2 separate regions of the Mus musculus genome follow, and region 2 is linked to region 1. A link is a loop called in an ENCODE intact Hi-C map of the cell type or tissue named here. Cell type or tissue: left cerebral cortex. All regions are shown on one strand.

Region 1 (8,000 bases):
GACCCCTTCAGTCACGGGCCATCAACTGTAACAGGCTGCACCTTCACCCATGGCCTTCCATGGCCTCTCACAGTGCCAGGCCTCAGTTGTTCTTCATGACCTTCAAAACCAGTACCACCTGGGTGACTCTTACCCATTACCAAGTACAGCTGCAGCATGAGGTACAACCTTGACTATGTCTCTGGAACACAGTTTTTTTGTGCTCTCAGAAAACACATCCCAGATTTCACCTCAATGATGCTGGTCTCTTCTTAATCACCACTGATTTCATAGCTCCAGCTAACCAGCATCAACTGTCTTAGTAATCCCTTCTATTCTGGACTCTAAAGCCAGAGCCACATGGCCAAAGCTGCTGAGTTCTGCTGCTTGCTGGGGCTGGAACATGGCTCCCTTGTTCTATTACATTATCACCAGCTTTCTGTTTTCCAACTCCTTCACTGCCTAAGCTTGGCTGTTCTGGAACTTGTTCTGCAGACTGACTTTCAACTCAGATCTGCATGCCTGTCTCCTAAATACTGGGATTAAAGGTGTGGTCCACCAAGCCTAGATTTAAATTTTTCTTGCTCTGTTCTAGGCTGGCCTTGAACTCAGAGATCTGTTTGTCTTTGTCTCCAGGGAATAAAGGTGTGTACCACCATGCCTGGATCTAAATTTATTTGGGTAGGATCTTGCCCCAAAGCCCTACTCCCTTAATCTGCTATCTCCTAGAACATAGATTTCAGCTCTATTCTATTCTCTGGTTTCCCTTTAATATTTAAACCATATATTTTATACTTTCCCTTTCTCAGCTTGCTATGCTTGTTCACAACTCTCTCCATGAGACTTAACCAGAGAACAAGTCTCTGCTGGGCTTTTTTGAGACTTCCTTTGTCAGCGCAATTAATTGGCGTCTCTTCACCTTAGCCTCAGGTAGACTTACAGACAAGGGCAAAAAGCAGCCATGTTCTTCACCAAAATACTACAAAAACAGTCTCTAGGCCACATACTGACATCCTTCTCCACTGAACCCTCTTGGGCCAGGTCTGCACAGCTGAAATCACTCACAGCAACAAAGTCTTCCATATTCCTACTGGGATAGCCCATTAAGCCCCACTTAAAACATTTCATGGCTTTCCAAATCCAAAATCCCCAAATCCACATTCTTCCAAACAAAATCATGGTCAGGCCTGTCACAGCAATACCCTGGGCCCGGTACCAACTTCTTTCTTAGTTAGGGTTTTACTACTGAGCACAGACCACCATGCTAGCAGAATATTGACCTCCAGGCAGCTAGGATGAGGATCTTAGCGCCCACATCCATAGTGCCACGCCTACTTCAAAAAGGCAACACCTTCTAATAGCGCCACTCCCTGGGCTGAGCATATACAAACCATCACAGAAGGAGAGTGAATGGAACATTCTTTTTGGAGCTAAACCTGGCAGGCATCCGCTAAAATTAAAATTCGACTCACCCTTGCCCTAGCTAGCCAGTAAGGCTTGAAATATGGACATTTGTTACTGTGTGTCGTGAAGTGACAAGACACTGAGCAGAGTCTTAAGGGCCGTTGGTAGGTGAAAGGTGAGATAAAGCAGGGGGTGGAAGGCACTGTTCCTACCTGGACCAACACCACACTGGCCCAGCCTGGATACAACAAGGCTGCTAGGAGACGAGGAGTGAGGGCCTGTGCACACACAGCTGACACGGTAAATGCTGGGCCCCCTAACCCCCCTACCCTGTCACCTGCAGCACCTACCTGCCACGCCTCGTGGGCTGGATCAACCGCTTCTTCTTCTGGCTGCTGTTCAACTGCAAGAAGGAGAGCAGCAACCTCAGCCACAAGATCTTCTCCTACGAGTGTCGCTTCAAGCAGCATGTCCAAGACTGGGCCATCCCCAGGTAGGGGTACCCCCAGGTAGGAGCACCCCCAGATAGGACTATCCCCAGGTAAGACCTACCCTTGCCGGGCGTGGTGGCGCACGCCTTTAATCCCAGCACTCAGGAGGCAGAGGCAGGCGGATTTCTGAGTTTGAGTCCAGCCTGGTCTACAAAGTGAGTTCCAGGACAGCCAGGGCTATACAGAGAAACCCTGTCTCAAAAAAAAAAAAAAAAAAAAAAAAAAAAAAAAAAAAAAGACCTACCCTAGATAGGGCCATGCCCAGGTAAGACCTTCCCAAGATAGGCCTATCCCCAGATAGGGGCCATCCCCATGTAAGACCTTCCCCAGATAGTGCGCTCCCCCAGACATACCATGAAAAAACGGTTTCCTCTAGAGCTGGGCCATGAGCATCCCAGCTCAGGCCCAGGTCCCCTATATAAAGCCATGGAGGAGGAGGATTGCGGTAGTCCCTTCTTACTCTGAAGTCTCTCCTGGGCGGAGGGCAGGGAGAAGACCAAGGAGGCCCTGCTGGAGCTAAAGGCCATGCTGGAGGCCCACCCCAAGGTGGTAGCCCACTACCCCGTGGAGGTGCGCTTCACCCGAGGTGATGACATCCTGCTGAGCCCGTGCTTCCAGAGGGACAGCTGCTACATGAACATCATTATGTACAGGTGAAAGCTCTCTGCAGGGTGTGGGGTGTAAGGAGCCCTCGAGTGCAAAGGGATTCCTCTACTTCTCTAACCTTCCAGTGCCATCTTCTGAGGCCACCTTCTCTTTCTCTCTCTCTCTCTCTCTCTCTCTCTCTCTCTCTCTCTCTCTCTCTGTCTTGGTTTTTCGAGACAGGGTTTCTCTGTGTAGCTCTGGCTGTCCTGGAACTCACTTTGTAGACCAGGCTAGCCTCGGACTCAGAAATCCACCTGCCTCTGCCTCCCAAGTGCTGGGATTAAAGGCGTGTGCCACCACGCCTGGCGAGGCCACTTTCTCTATTGGCAGATTACACTGACATCTCACTCCTTTGAGTTCTTAGAATGCTCCCTCCTATAGAGTCTTGTGACGTATACCACTTATAGGCTAGGCTATATCGCTATATTCTAGCATCAAGAGTGAATTAATACCAGTGAGGAATATTTATTATTTATGAGGATTATATAACAAAATGAGCAATATATTCTCACTCAGGTGCCCACCCCAGTAAGATCTCTGCTGGCCTGGAAGCCAGGCTATGTTGGGATGGATTCCGAGGCTAGTTTAAGTTCAACAGAAGAGAGGCGGGTACCTGATGTTGGGTTCCTGCCTGCATAGGGGTACTTGTCAGTTCCAGGGACTGAACCCAAGCTTGTGGCTGGCCTTCTTTTCTCTCTTTTTAGCCTGCAGGAGGTGCCTGAGGGAATTAGTCTTTTCTGGTTTCTTGCTAAGATGTATCCCTCATCTACCACCCACACCACCTCCAGTCTTGCTTCACACCGCCACGAGACTCAGGCCTTCTCTGGCTTTGAAAAAAAAATAGTGGCCACCTTGATCTTTCTAGGGTGTTCTTCCCCCATGTGTAAGGCCTCAAATCCTTGCAAAGCCAGGGACAGCTGAATTCAGTTTTTAGGGGGCCTCAAAGAGTCACAAACACTTTTCTGAAAGACTCACTGAAGGAACTGTCGTCTCGTTCATGGAGGATGTAGCTATGGTAAAGCTTGTGTGTCAGCTGTCTGTGTGTCTCAGCTTCTCAATCCTCAAACGCAAATGCAGAAGTGAGGGATGCCACGGGATGCATCTGAATGCGTTTGAAGTGTTAGCGCTGACGTCAGCTTTGGAGATCAGTCACCATGGGGCTGAGTAGCCGGGCAAGAGACCAACTGGAGAGCTTCATTAGGTTACACAGCCTTGCTTTCTAGACATGGATAAAGTCATCTGGGGATTCCACAGCACTGGCCAAAGTACCATATGTGTGTGATATGTGTGAGCATGGTATGTGACTAGTATGGGGGGGTGCTGTGCATATTTCATGCACATTATGTATGTGTGTATTGTGTGTGAATACTAGATGTGTAACTATTGTGTGTGTTGCATTTAAGTATTAAGTATTGTGTAAAAGTATGATATTTCAAATTTGTGCATTGTGTGTCTATTATATGAATACTGTATGTATGAACAGTGTGTGGGTATTGTGTGACAGTCGAGAGTTGCTTGCAATGAGGAAATATTCTGGCAAACACACCATTAACAATTTTATAACAATAAACATCACCCTGCACAGCACCCCCCTGCTTGTCCTAGGCTGCATGCCTGTACAATACATTGTATCTATTGTATATATGATGGTGGCATGTGATACATTGTATCTATTGTATATGATGGTGGGATGCAATACATTGTATCTATTGTATATGATGGTGGGATGCGATACATTGTATCTATTGTATATGATTGTGGTGTGCGATACATTATATCTATTGTATATGATGGTGGCTAACCTGTGTAAAGCGATAACCTGGACAAGAGGAATTTTTCAGCTCCATTACCCTTGGTCAGTCTTTGGCCAAGATTAAACTCACAGTAATGTCCAGATACCAACTGATGAATACAAGAGGGGACAACGTCTCGGGGAACCCTTAGGGATGTGCAGTGAGCAGGCATCTGTCCTGGCTGGGCTGATCTGCAGGGAGAGCCAGCTTAATCTCCAGTCACCTGCCAGATTAGGGGCAGGTCAAAGAGAAGGCACCTGAGACAGTGGAGGCACATCATGGGACAGAGCCGGATAGCCACCTTCTTCCTCTCTACTTTAGGCCCTATGGGAAGGATGTGCCTCGGTTGGATTACTGGCTGGCCTATGAGACCATCATGAAGAAGTTTGGAGGCAGGCCCCACTGGGCAAAGGTAAAAACATTCAGACATTTCCCCATAGCCACGGGGCAACTGCTGTGCACCTTATGTCCACAAGAGGGCGCTCCTCCCTATTAACTCTGAGGAATCCTCCCAGCTTCTTAGTGAAAGGGCACCAGAATATGCCTTTCCTGCACTCTGGCCCCTGAAGCCCAGATCCCTTGGGAATCATCCTAGAGATTTCTTTCACTTTATTAGATTTTCCCATGGAGCTAGCGAGCAGGGTAAGGTAAACATCAGTGTGCCCACTTAACAAATAAAACAGTTAAGGAAGGCCTGTGTAGTGGTGGGACCGAAGCTGGGGCCTCCATGCTATCATGGGGTGCATTTTAAGGCCTTTTAGCGTTATCTTCAAGACCCCCTTCTTTTTGTCGGGGGAGGGGGAGGGCGGGGCAGTGTCAGTGCAGGCTCAGGATCAGTGCAGCCTTGCTTGACATAGTTCTGTGAGGACAAAGCCCGATGCTGCTGATTGTGTCCACAGGCCCACAATTGCACCAGGAAGGACTTTGAGAAAATGTACCCCGCCTTTCACAAGTTCTGTGACATCCGCGAGAAGCTGGACCCCACTGGAATGTTCTTGAATTCGTACCTGGAAAAGGTTTTCTACTAAAGTAGAAGCAGAAGCAAGCTGCCCTGACCCCTCACTTCTGCTGCCTTGGGGGGGGGGGGGCAGGGCAGTGTCTCACAGGCACAGTGGGAGACGACCTCTCCTGAACACAAGGAGGGGCTGGGCTCTGGCCGAGGCCTCTGCCTTCTTTATCATCTTCATAACACCCCAGGCAAGAAGTGGCCTCTCACTCAAATTCCTGTTTGCATCTCCACGAGCCATACATAAACTACAATCATCTCAGGAAAAGGGGTTCCCCTTGCATCATATCTGTCCAGGCTAAGGATTTGGTCCTTCTAGGTTCTACTGGTCCACCAAGTATAGAGAGATCCCTGGGGCCTGCAGTTTTCCCTCCCTCTTCAGAAGGGATCTCTTGGCAACAGAGGTAGCATGAGGCATGCTCTGCTTACTTTTATCCTTAAAGGCCTTTCAGATGCCCAGAGTCTGTCTGTTGGTCCTGAGCAAGCCATCTTCCAGATGGGTCCACGTGGCCTTCTGACTGCCATGGCCTGGCCCTCACAGTGTCTCTTTCGGGTGGTGTTTAGAGTGGAATTTGCCTCGTCTTCTTAACCAGTTCCTGTTAGATCCCTGTGTTTTCTCCCTTCACCTCAGAGACAATTCTTTGGGCTGGGATCTCGCCGTGTCCCTGGGTTTCCCTGGGTCTTGGTTTCATCTTTCTCTTCACAGAGATGATTTCAGTTTATTTGTGGCCTTTCTGGAATGTTCCTTGGAGAGCCAATATGTTCCAGGTACTTTGTCAGAATTAAAAGACTCTGAAAGATATCTTTTTGCCCTTGAGGAATTCATATTTTAATTCTTTATCTCGTAGAGAGTTAAAATGCAAAATGTTCTTACCAACAGAATTGCCAGATCAGCAAAGGGGCAAAGGACTTGGATAGATATTTCTCTACAGCAGGTACACAAGGCCCACGGACACAGAAAAACATGTTCAATATCATTATACCCTAGGGAATGATCAGTGCATCCGTGATCAGTATCATTGCACTGATCATTAGAAAAGTGCAAATGAAGCCACAATGACACATTAGTATCAACAATAACAAATATTTAAGGGCAGAAGCTTACTTAAAATATGATGAGTTTTGAAATTAGTCTTATAACTTGATTGCCTATTTCTCATGTGTGTGAATGCCACGTTGACAAGCCAAAAGTTTGAACATGCCCACTGGGAGAAGCTTTGGGGCCGCAAGAGTCCACACTAACTCCAGCCAGAGTCTGCAGCCTTTGGGCTGCCTGGCAGACTGGGGCCTATGAAATCATAGGTACCTGAGCCCAACATGAATCTCTCGTTATAGATGTATTCATTGGTTGCTTTTCTTTGGGCCACTCTGAAATGGATTGGTGCTGCTAACAAGAGTAAATGTGGGCCTGGAGAGGGCTCAGAGCGTAAGACCATGCCTGGCTCTTGTAGAGGACCCGTGTTTGATTCCCAGCACAGGATCAGAAGAAGGCTTACAGCTACTGAAGCTCCTAGCTCTCTCTTCTAGGCTCTGAGTGTCTTGGGTGGAGGAAAATAATAGCAAACTAAACCCCAAGGTATTGGAAATCTCCAGTTTCCAAATCAACCCACCCCTGCCCTTCCACAAAAGAAGAAACCGAAGCTCAGAGAAGTAAAGAGACTTATCAATATCTCAAAGCAAGCTACAAAAGGCGATGTCTTTAAGCTCTTCAACCAAAGGTAGGGGAGTTTGAGACAGGCTGCATAGGCATGTGGAGAAAGGCCGACTACTTGTTGCTTAAAGAGAAGGTAAAGCCCAGAGCTGTCTGCTATCAGGATGCTGTGAAGAACACGGCCACCCAAGCCCCGCTGGGACCAACATGGCTGACTACATATGCCTACTGACATCCTTGGCTTCTCTGTAATGGCCCCATCCACCACTGGGCTTGTAAGACTGCTTTTCCCATTATTCCTCTGATGCCACGACACATCTGGAAAGCCCCGTAGAAGGACAACAAGAGGTGAACCCTGTTCTGGGGAAATCCACACTTGTTACCTCCCACCCGGTTTTAACTCACAAATAACCCCCATCCCATTAAGTTTGCTCATTAAGGGGACTATCCAGAATCCCCATGACTCCACTCTTGAAAAGCCCTCATTTCCTCAAATGTCCTTCTGTCCTTTCCTTGGCTGTGTGTCTCTCCATGCCCATGCTTAAACAAGCATGGATTGTCTTCTTTTTAATGGATTTTTATTTATTTACATCCCAAGTGTTGCAATCCCCTTCCTGCCCGCCCTGCTCCCCTTAACAAGTCCCAGACTTCCCTTCTGTATTTACTGAACTCCAACTTTACTCGTACCGGCTCATCCTAAAGATGGTATTTTTACCCCAGCAGTAGGCCAGGAAGAGCATCTGCTACTGCTGGAGACAGGGGCTCCTTCCACAGTGTATACTTTAGATAGTTTACATCTCCATGCTTAAAGTCCATGAACTGAGCATTCTATTGCAGACAGACAGGCAGGCAGGCAGGGACTTGGTCCAATGACAGATCTGAAACCCCCGTGTGCCTTCATTCTTCAATTCCTAGATTGCTTGGCTAGCCCAGTGTTGTGGAAACACACATTCTAATGGCTAGGGCACCTGTGCATCCTTAGGAGTTCCAATGGGTGTGATTCATTCTCTCTCTGAGCTGGTGTCTTGACA
Region 2 (8,000 bases), 54 kb before region 1:
AAAAAAAAAAAAAAAGATATTCCTCTACGTCATGCCCACCTGACCTAGACAATCCTTCACTGAGACTTCCTTCCTCTGATGTTTCTAGATTGTGTCAAGTTGAACTAAAACTATCCAAAATGAATAGTGTGCTTTTAAGGAAATACTGCCCATCACCCAAAAGTTTTCACTTGATTTGGCTTGAATGGAAACACATTGAAAGTTCCCACTCTCAGGTCTGACAATAGTGTCGTAGCTTCATCACATTCTAACCACTAACTGAGTTCTCACCACTGTGCTGCCCCTTCCCTGTAGATGTCCATGTCATGAGCAAGAGCAATGACATTCACTTGACAGAACAGCTGTGCAGAACACAGAAACCTTCCTGTGCCTTAATGTGTACGGTGCAGAAGTCATACTATGACAGCTGACCTCCACTGCTGACTCCTATCTGCTTACAACTTTTCCCAACCTACCTACCATTTCAAATCCCTGAGGATTAAAAGTGTGTGTGTGTGTATGTATGTATGTGTGCGCACGCATGTGTGTGTGTGAATATGTCCTCTAAAAAGACCTTTCCTTTCTTATTTTATTAGCCCTAACAGTCAAAGCTATTAAGGCAGACTCAAAGCATAACACAGAAGCCATGTAACCATTTACTAATGATACAAAAGCAAGAGATTCAGTCACACACACACACCTTTAAAAAGCATTTATTATTGAGCCTTATATTATTTAGGCTCAAACGTGGCACATTAGAAGTAACTGTAGCTCCTCTTTATCCCATATATTATATTTATTTGGCCTTCATCTACAAGAGCCAGGGGCCACCTCACCATCTCCACTGTGAAAGATCCCGTGGTATCAGAGAATTCTGTTTCCAACACAGCAAGCTCCATCCTAGAAGAAATGACTAGGATGTAACACTTAGTAGGGGGTCAAAAATCAATGTCTGCAGGGCAAGAAAGAAGAGACTCTGTTTCTTTTCCTGTTTGCCAACATGAAAGGCGAGCATCTGTCTGTAAGCTATGAAGCATGTAGCCATTACGATTTCCATTCAGCGGGGATGGATTCAGATAGGCATATCAGGCTTGTGGTTTGCCTTCCAGGGCTGTGCAGAAATGCCCCCGCCATGCTGTAACCCCGACACCTGTAAGCTGTCAGATGGCTCCGAGTGCTCCAGCGGAATATGCTGCAACTCGTGCAAGGCAAGAAAGAGCCTCCTCCTCTCTTTCCTTTTCACTTTTTTTTTTTTTTTTTCTGTTTTCACCCTTTATTTGGAAAACAGGGCAACATTTAAGTTTTAGATTTTTTAAATGAATTAACATGGTAATAAAAAGTATGGCCTGAATTTGGAGAGTAAGTGGTTTTCCAGTTTGGGGTGCAAGATCATCTCACAAAGGAGAAGAGAACACATACTCAGTGAGCCACCAAGGGGTTGGCTTCCACTCACTGAGGGCAAGCAGTGCAGTCCAGGCTAACCATCCATGATCTTTGTCACAGCAAATCAGAGTCTCCAATTGTTCAAAGTAACTGTAGGTACAAGACAGAAAGCAACTCCAGACTGGCTTATTAATTGATCTGGATGACTATGAAGTGTCCCCCATTCCTGAGGTGCCAAAAATCTTCAGAGTGACTGTTGGAGCAGGGAACCTTTCATGTGCTCCCAGTTGTTATACAGTGCATAGAGACTGGTGAGTGTCAGTCCTGCCAGGCCACCGCGTGCTATTCCTCGAAGACCACCTGTACATTTATACAACATCCCGGTCATGGTTCCAGCTGCTACTGTGTTGAGGTCATCTTCTGCACCCCGTGTTTTCTCAATGATAACACCAAAAGCACTATAGAGCAAAGCCAGGGAGCCTAGAGTATTAGCCCAAAGTGCTCCTTGCCTAGTCACCATATTCAAAATCTGTACATTTCTTGGTTTGGACCAGGCCATGCTCTGGGTTTCCTTCAATCCTAAACGAAGACCGTTCATTGCCCCGAATGCGGCCCCTGTCATGCAACATCCTCCAATGGTAAAGAAAGCTAGTTCAAATCTGCCTCGGGTTTTATTAGCTCCAGTTGGCAAAATAAATTCATCAGTATCCTGAACGAGATAGCGTGGATCCACATTTAAATAAGGAGACAGGGGGTTCATACCAGTCAGCGGGACGCCGGCCAAATCAGCGTTCGAGTAACCCGCTCCTCCGGCTCCGAAGAAGCCAGCTAACCCGCTGGTGGATTTGTTGCTACTTCCTCCGCCACCTTCCATGAGGTTGCAGCAAACGGCGGTGGGCTCGCCACCACCACCTCAGGCCGGGGACGTATGCTCGGCCGTGGCCGCGACAAGCAACAGCGGGAAGACCCGCGTTGCTCCTGCCACCTTCACCACGCTGACCTTCCGGGCGCCGTCCTTTTCACTTTTTAAAGAAAATACTTTTCCTTAATTTGTATAGGTATGGGTGATTTGTCAGAGGCCAGAAGGGAGTGCCAGATCCCTTAAGACTGGAGTTCTGGGTGGCTATACGGTGCCGCATGAGTGCCAAACAATGAGCTTAGGTTCTCTAGACAAACAGCCAGTGCTCTTAACTACAACCACTGAGCCATCTCCTCAGACCCAAGCTTTTCCTTTTAAAGAGAATTGACGTGTCTAATCTTTGTTTTCTAACATTTGTCAGTGGTTTATTTTGATATCACAAGTATTACTACACTGCCCTTTTCAAAATCAGCGTATAATTCCTTTTTCCAAATTTATGATATTTCGTCCCTTTAAATTCTTCTCTATACAATACATCTTAACCATAGCTTCCCCCCTCCACTCCTCCCAGTGTGTTAACACTCTCTACACACACACACACACACACACACACACACACACACGCACGCAGGCAAGTCCCCTCTCCTCCATCTCCCTTCATAAGAGGAGCGTAACAAGAAACAAGTCCAAGGACAGACCTCTGGTCAGGGTGAGGCAAGGCAACCCTGCTGGAAGGAAAAATGGTCCCAAGAGCAGACAAGAGAGTCAGAGACACTCCCCAGCATTAGAAGTCCCACAGAAGCCCTGTGCTACTCAACCATAACACATACACAGAGGACCTGGTGCAGACCCATGCAGACTCTGTGGTTGCTGCTTCAGTCTCTGTGAGCCTTGCTTAGTTTCTTCTGTGGGCCATCCTTCCCTGGTGTCCTCCCCGCCTCTGGCTCCTACAGACCCCCACCCCTCCCTGCCTCCCCATCTCTTCCCAGGACTCCGTGAGCTCCAAGGGGAGGGACCCAAGGACTTCAGACATTTCTACTCTTAAGAAAATAATTTAAAAGTCTTTCATTCTATGCGTATACCTCTTCCACCTTATTATTGACAAGTCTTTCAGCCTTGAAAATTTAATTTTCTTCAGCATTTCTATAATATTTCAAAAATCCTTTCCTTAAAAAATAAAACAAGATGCCGGGCGTGGTGGCGCACACCTTTAATCCCAGCACTCGGGCGGCAGAGGCAGGCAGATTTCTGAGTTCCAGGCCAGCCTGGTCTACAAAGTGAGTTTCCAGGACAGCCAGAGCTACACAGAGAAACCCTGTCTCGGAAAAAAAAAAAAAAAAAGCAAGAATGTATGTGTTGTATGAATGACTGAAATGGAAATATTGCTCCTATTGCATGCCATATAGTTAAAATGTGCTGCAAGCAACACATATTTTCATTTAATAGTGTATTTTTGTTCTGTTTAAATTTTATATATGTGCAAGATATGTTGATTATTTCACCTCCAACTCCTCCCACAACTCTTCCACTCTTTCTAATCCACGGCTTTTTATTTAATTATTACACACACACACACACACACACACACACACACACACACACACATATTAGGTTGGCCACTTGAGATGAGATTGCATAACCTATCAGGGTGCTCACTCATTGGGAGACACATTCTCCCTCTCTGAACAGTCATTACTTGCCTGTAGCTTTTCATTTGGGGTGAGGCCTTGTGAGAGTACCGGTCCATGCTGGCATCGGTCAGAGCATTTGTTTCTACATGACCTACACAATCCTCTCTAGGGACAAACATTCCTACTTCTCTGCTGTCGTATTCACTGTGATTCACTTTTACCCATCAGCTGAAGCGGAAAGGGGAGGTTTGCAGGCTTGCCCAAGATGAGTGTGATGTCACAGAGTACTGCAACGGCACATCCGAAGTGTGTGAAGACTTCTTTGTTCAAAACGGTCACCCATGTGACAATCGCAAGTGGATCTGTATTAACGGCACCTGTCAGAGTGGAGAACAGCAGTGCCAGGATCTATTTGGCATCGGTACTTTAATCATTTAGTTTTTCCATTTAAGCATTCTCTGGGAGCTGAAAAGAAATAGCTGGGGTTGGAGAGATGGCTCAGAGGTTAAGAGTACTGGCTGCTCTTCCAGAGGTCCTGAGTTCAATTCCCAGCAACCACATGGTGGCTCATTGCCATCTATAATGAGATCTGGGACCCTCTTCTGGTCTGCAGGATTATATACAGACAGAACACTGTATACATAGTAAATAAATCTTTAAAAAAATAGCTGATCTTTGAGAAGAATAACTAAACCTAAATCTTAATGGCATAAATTTAAGAGAAAGAAAGAAAGAGAGAGAGAGAGAGGAGAGAGAGAGAGAGGAGAGAGAAAGAAAGGAAGGAAGGAAGAAAGAAAGGAAAGGAGAAAGAAAGAGAGAAAAGAGCTAGTGAGAGAGAAATAGCTGGATCTGTTTGGTGTTGTCTGCAGTACTGAGAATCGTTCCAAGGCCACAGCTCCCCCACGTACTCTGCATCCTCTGCCAACCAACATCCTCCGGCCACCCCCACTCCACTCAGGCTCTGTCTCAGAGGTTCATTCCCTAGTCCCCTGGGCCTGCTACTTTCAGCACACCACGTATGGGTAAAATGACGTGTTGTCGTAAGGTCACATGGTGGAGGAATCTGCCCATACTTAATGTTAGCCAAAAAGCAGAGGAACATGTAGCTGCCAGGGGTCTGAGTGTCCCCTTAAAGAGCACCTCCCAGCTGGGCATGGTGGTGCATGCCTTTAATCCCAGCACTCGGGAGGCAGAGGCAGAGGCAGGTGGATTTCTGAGTTCGAGGCCAGCCTGGTCTACAAAGTGAGCTCCAGGACAGCCAGAGCTATACAGAGAAACCCTGTCTCAAAAAAACCAAAAAAAAAGAGAGAGAGAGAGGAAAAGAGCACCTCCCACCCCACACCCCACATCTGCTCACCATGGCTTCACTTCCACCAAACGTTCATTCCAGCACCAAACATTGTGTGGCTCTGTGTGCTTACTTTTTTTTTTTCTTTTTAAGTGTATTTATTATTGTTATTAGTGTGTGAGCCTGGGTGGGTGGGTGAATGTGTGTGTGTGTGTCTGTCTGTCTGTGTGTGTCTGTGTGATGCATCACAGAGGTGTGCACATATCATGACACATGTGTAGAGGTCAGAGGTCAGCTTTCAAGATGCAGTTCCCTCCTCCCACTGTGGGTTTCTAGGACTGAAAGTGAATGTGGTTTGTTTGCATGGCAATCATCTTTAACTGCTGAACCATCCTGCCGGCCCAACCATGAGCTTCTGCTTAGCATTCTTTGAGTTTCTTGCAACATGAACTAAGTGTTACATTATCACACAAACCTCAAAGATCAAATATAAATTTATACCTAATCATCTACTTCGATTTCTTTTATATATATATATATGATTGGGGATTTATTTTTATTTTGTGTCTGTGAGTGTTGGGGATCAAACTGGGATCCTCTGAAAGAGCAATCAAATTTCTTAACCATCTCTCCATTCCACATATTTCTGACACTTTTTATTTCTTGTAGATTGTGCCCTTTGGGATTTTTTTCCCATGTGTATGCATGTTAAAATACTTAGTCATTTTAACTCAGCTGACTAACTTTGTTCTGTTTATTCCCAAGTGAAACTGCAGATAGAGGCATCTCTTCCGTTAGAAGTGGTTGCCCGGTCTCTCCTGTTCCATGGTTGATGTTAAAGGGGCCTGTCTGTGGACAGACCCTGCCAGTCGTCTTTTAATTCTACTGAACCTAAACAGCAAGGCAGTTGTCTGGGTTCATTTAATATTTCTTGATAACTGATACTCATTGGGTGTCAGTTAGAATTTGAAGGCTGTTCCCATGTGACTCACCTGTGGGTCTCCAGGGCTTTCAGCTGCGTGCTTTGATGGATACTTAGGCAGATAGGAAACTATGACACAATCAAAGCCACTTCCCCAGACTCTCATCTTCTATCTTTTCCTTGTTTACCCTCAAGAGGAAGCTGGAAAAGAGCCAACAGGGTATGAGGGGTCAAATATTGTCCCTGTGGCTATGAAATATTCAGATTCTACCTATTTTTTTTTTCTGGTCCACAAAGAACAGTTGGATTCCCTAACCAAGCTCAAAAATCTTTATTTCTTACCCACAACAAATTTGGCAAATGGATTCTGAGACATAATGAATATAATGAACTTTGGGTTCACTGGCATCTCTAGGCAACCTAGTTGAGCCCCCAGGGATGCTGTTGTGACAGGTCACTTTCCTCCAGCCCAGCAACATAGTTGTCAAATGTCCCCATCAGAGGCTTCAACAAGAGTAGCATGGACAGAGGTTGAAAATAGAAACTGTTCTCAAAGTAGTTTGGGTCTTGGGAGAATTGAAACTAGGAAAACTCAGAGACAAAAAGCAATTGGTGAACAGTGTGATTGAAAAAACATGTATGAAAAAAGAAAGCCCACCTTATTCACCAGAATATCAATTGCATTAAAAAAACAAAAAACCAAAAACAAAAAACAAAAACCTAGCTTTTTGTTGCTGTGCCTGGGGTTATTGGCATTGCATATTAGGCACTGCCAGGTACATGAAGTTGGAAGTGTATCCCTGAGCCATCCATCTTCAATTCTATGTGATGCTTGCCTTTTGTGCAATACATTCCAAAACCATTTTCAAGCTGCGAAAGTCTTCATCCCTTGTTTTAATTCCAGGTATGAAAACGCTCGATGCCACTGACACTCTTTCATTTGCCTAACTTCCAGATGCAGGCTTTGGTTCAAGTGAATGTTTCTGGGAGCTGAATTCCAAGAGCGACATATCTGGGAGCTGTGGAATCTCTGCTGGGGGATACAAGGAATGCCCACCTAAGTATGCCTTAGGAAATGTGACCAGATTCTGTCACTTTACCCTTGAAAATGTCCCCAGTCACCTTCACACGGAAGCCAACTAGCACCTGACCACAAAGCCTGACATATCTAGCTAGTGACAGACGTCAGAGGTGCGGAAGGAGGCTCCGTGTTGTTTCCGACACACCTGGGCTGTTGCTGTCTAGGTTGAACTACTTTGGCCTGAATTTTTGGCCTGTCTTTTGCCACTCAGGGTTTTATTTCAACAAGGGGGCACTTGTCACCCATAAGTATTCAATTTTTAAAAATCTGTATGCTATCTCCTTAATTATATAAAGAATGAGCAGTCTTGGCTTGCGGAAATGGCTCAGTGGGTGAAGTACTTCCTGCTTAGACACAAGGATCTGAATTCAGATCTCTAGTACCCATATAAAAACCAGATGTGCTGGCATAGTTTGGTAACTTTGCTATGGAGAACAGTAGTAGGTGACCTCAGGGACACCTGATCAGCCAGTCTAGCTGAAATGGTGAACTCTGGGTTCACTGGGTGCCCCTGTCTTAAAAAAATAAGGTGGCAAGGGATAGAAAGACACCTGTCATTGACCTACAGTCTCGATACACATGCACACAAGCCAGTAGACCCTCATATGTACCATGCACAAAAGCTTATATAACACACACACACACAAGGAGTGGATAGTCTTTTTTTTTAATTTCTGTTTATTTGTTTTATATGTCTGGATTTTTGCCTGAAAACATGTCTGTGTGTCCCTTGCATGACCAATGAATGCCCAAGGAGGGGAGAAGAAGGTGTCACAGCCTCTATAGCAAGGGTTGTGAGTTACCCTCCTGGGTACTGGGAATCAAACTTGGGTTTTCTGGAAGAGCAGCCAGTGCTC

Evidence for each region. A loop is a pair of places that touch in the nucleus more often than their neighbours do. Peaks named below come from ENCODE experiments on the same cell type or tissue, not always from the same donor. Only the 100,000 strongest peaks of a DNase experiment are listed, where the experiment ranks them.
Region 2: it touches region 1 in a loop (2.3-fold over the local background); 2 of 42 quality-filtered maps call a loop at or near these places.

The regions. Positions count from the first base shown.
Region 1 is chr14:65,984,906-65,992,905 of GRCm38, reverse strand. It overlaps Gulo (gulonolactone (L-) oxidase), which reads left to right. Exons shown (of 12, transcript NM_178747.3): 9 at 1,727-1,876; 10 at 2,363-2,527; 11 at 4,634-4,724; 12 at 5,212-6,119. The coding sequence ends at 5,340. Among named protein-coding and RNA genes, the nearest start is that of Gulo, 20 kb to the left of the region's middle. In left cerebral cortex, a CTCF peak has its summit at 4,770 (motif pointing right); DNase peaks (open chromatin) are centred at 3,278, 3,602 and 4,779.
Region 2 is chr14:66,039,316-66,047,315 of GRCm38, reverse strand. Adam2 (a disintegrin and metallopeptidase domain 2) reads left to right here. Exons shown (of 21, transcript NM_009618.3): 13 at 1,089-1,187; 14 at 4,081-4,273; 15 at 7,018-7,123. It also overlaps the pseudogene Gm10233. Among named protein-coding and RNA genes, the nearest start is that of Gulo, 34 kb to the right of the region's middle. In left cerebral cortex, no CTCF peak of the experiment used is centred here; no DNase peak of the experiment used is centred here.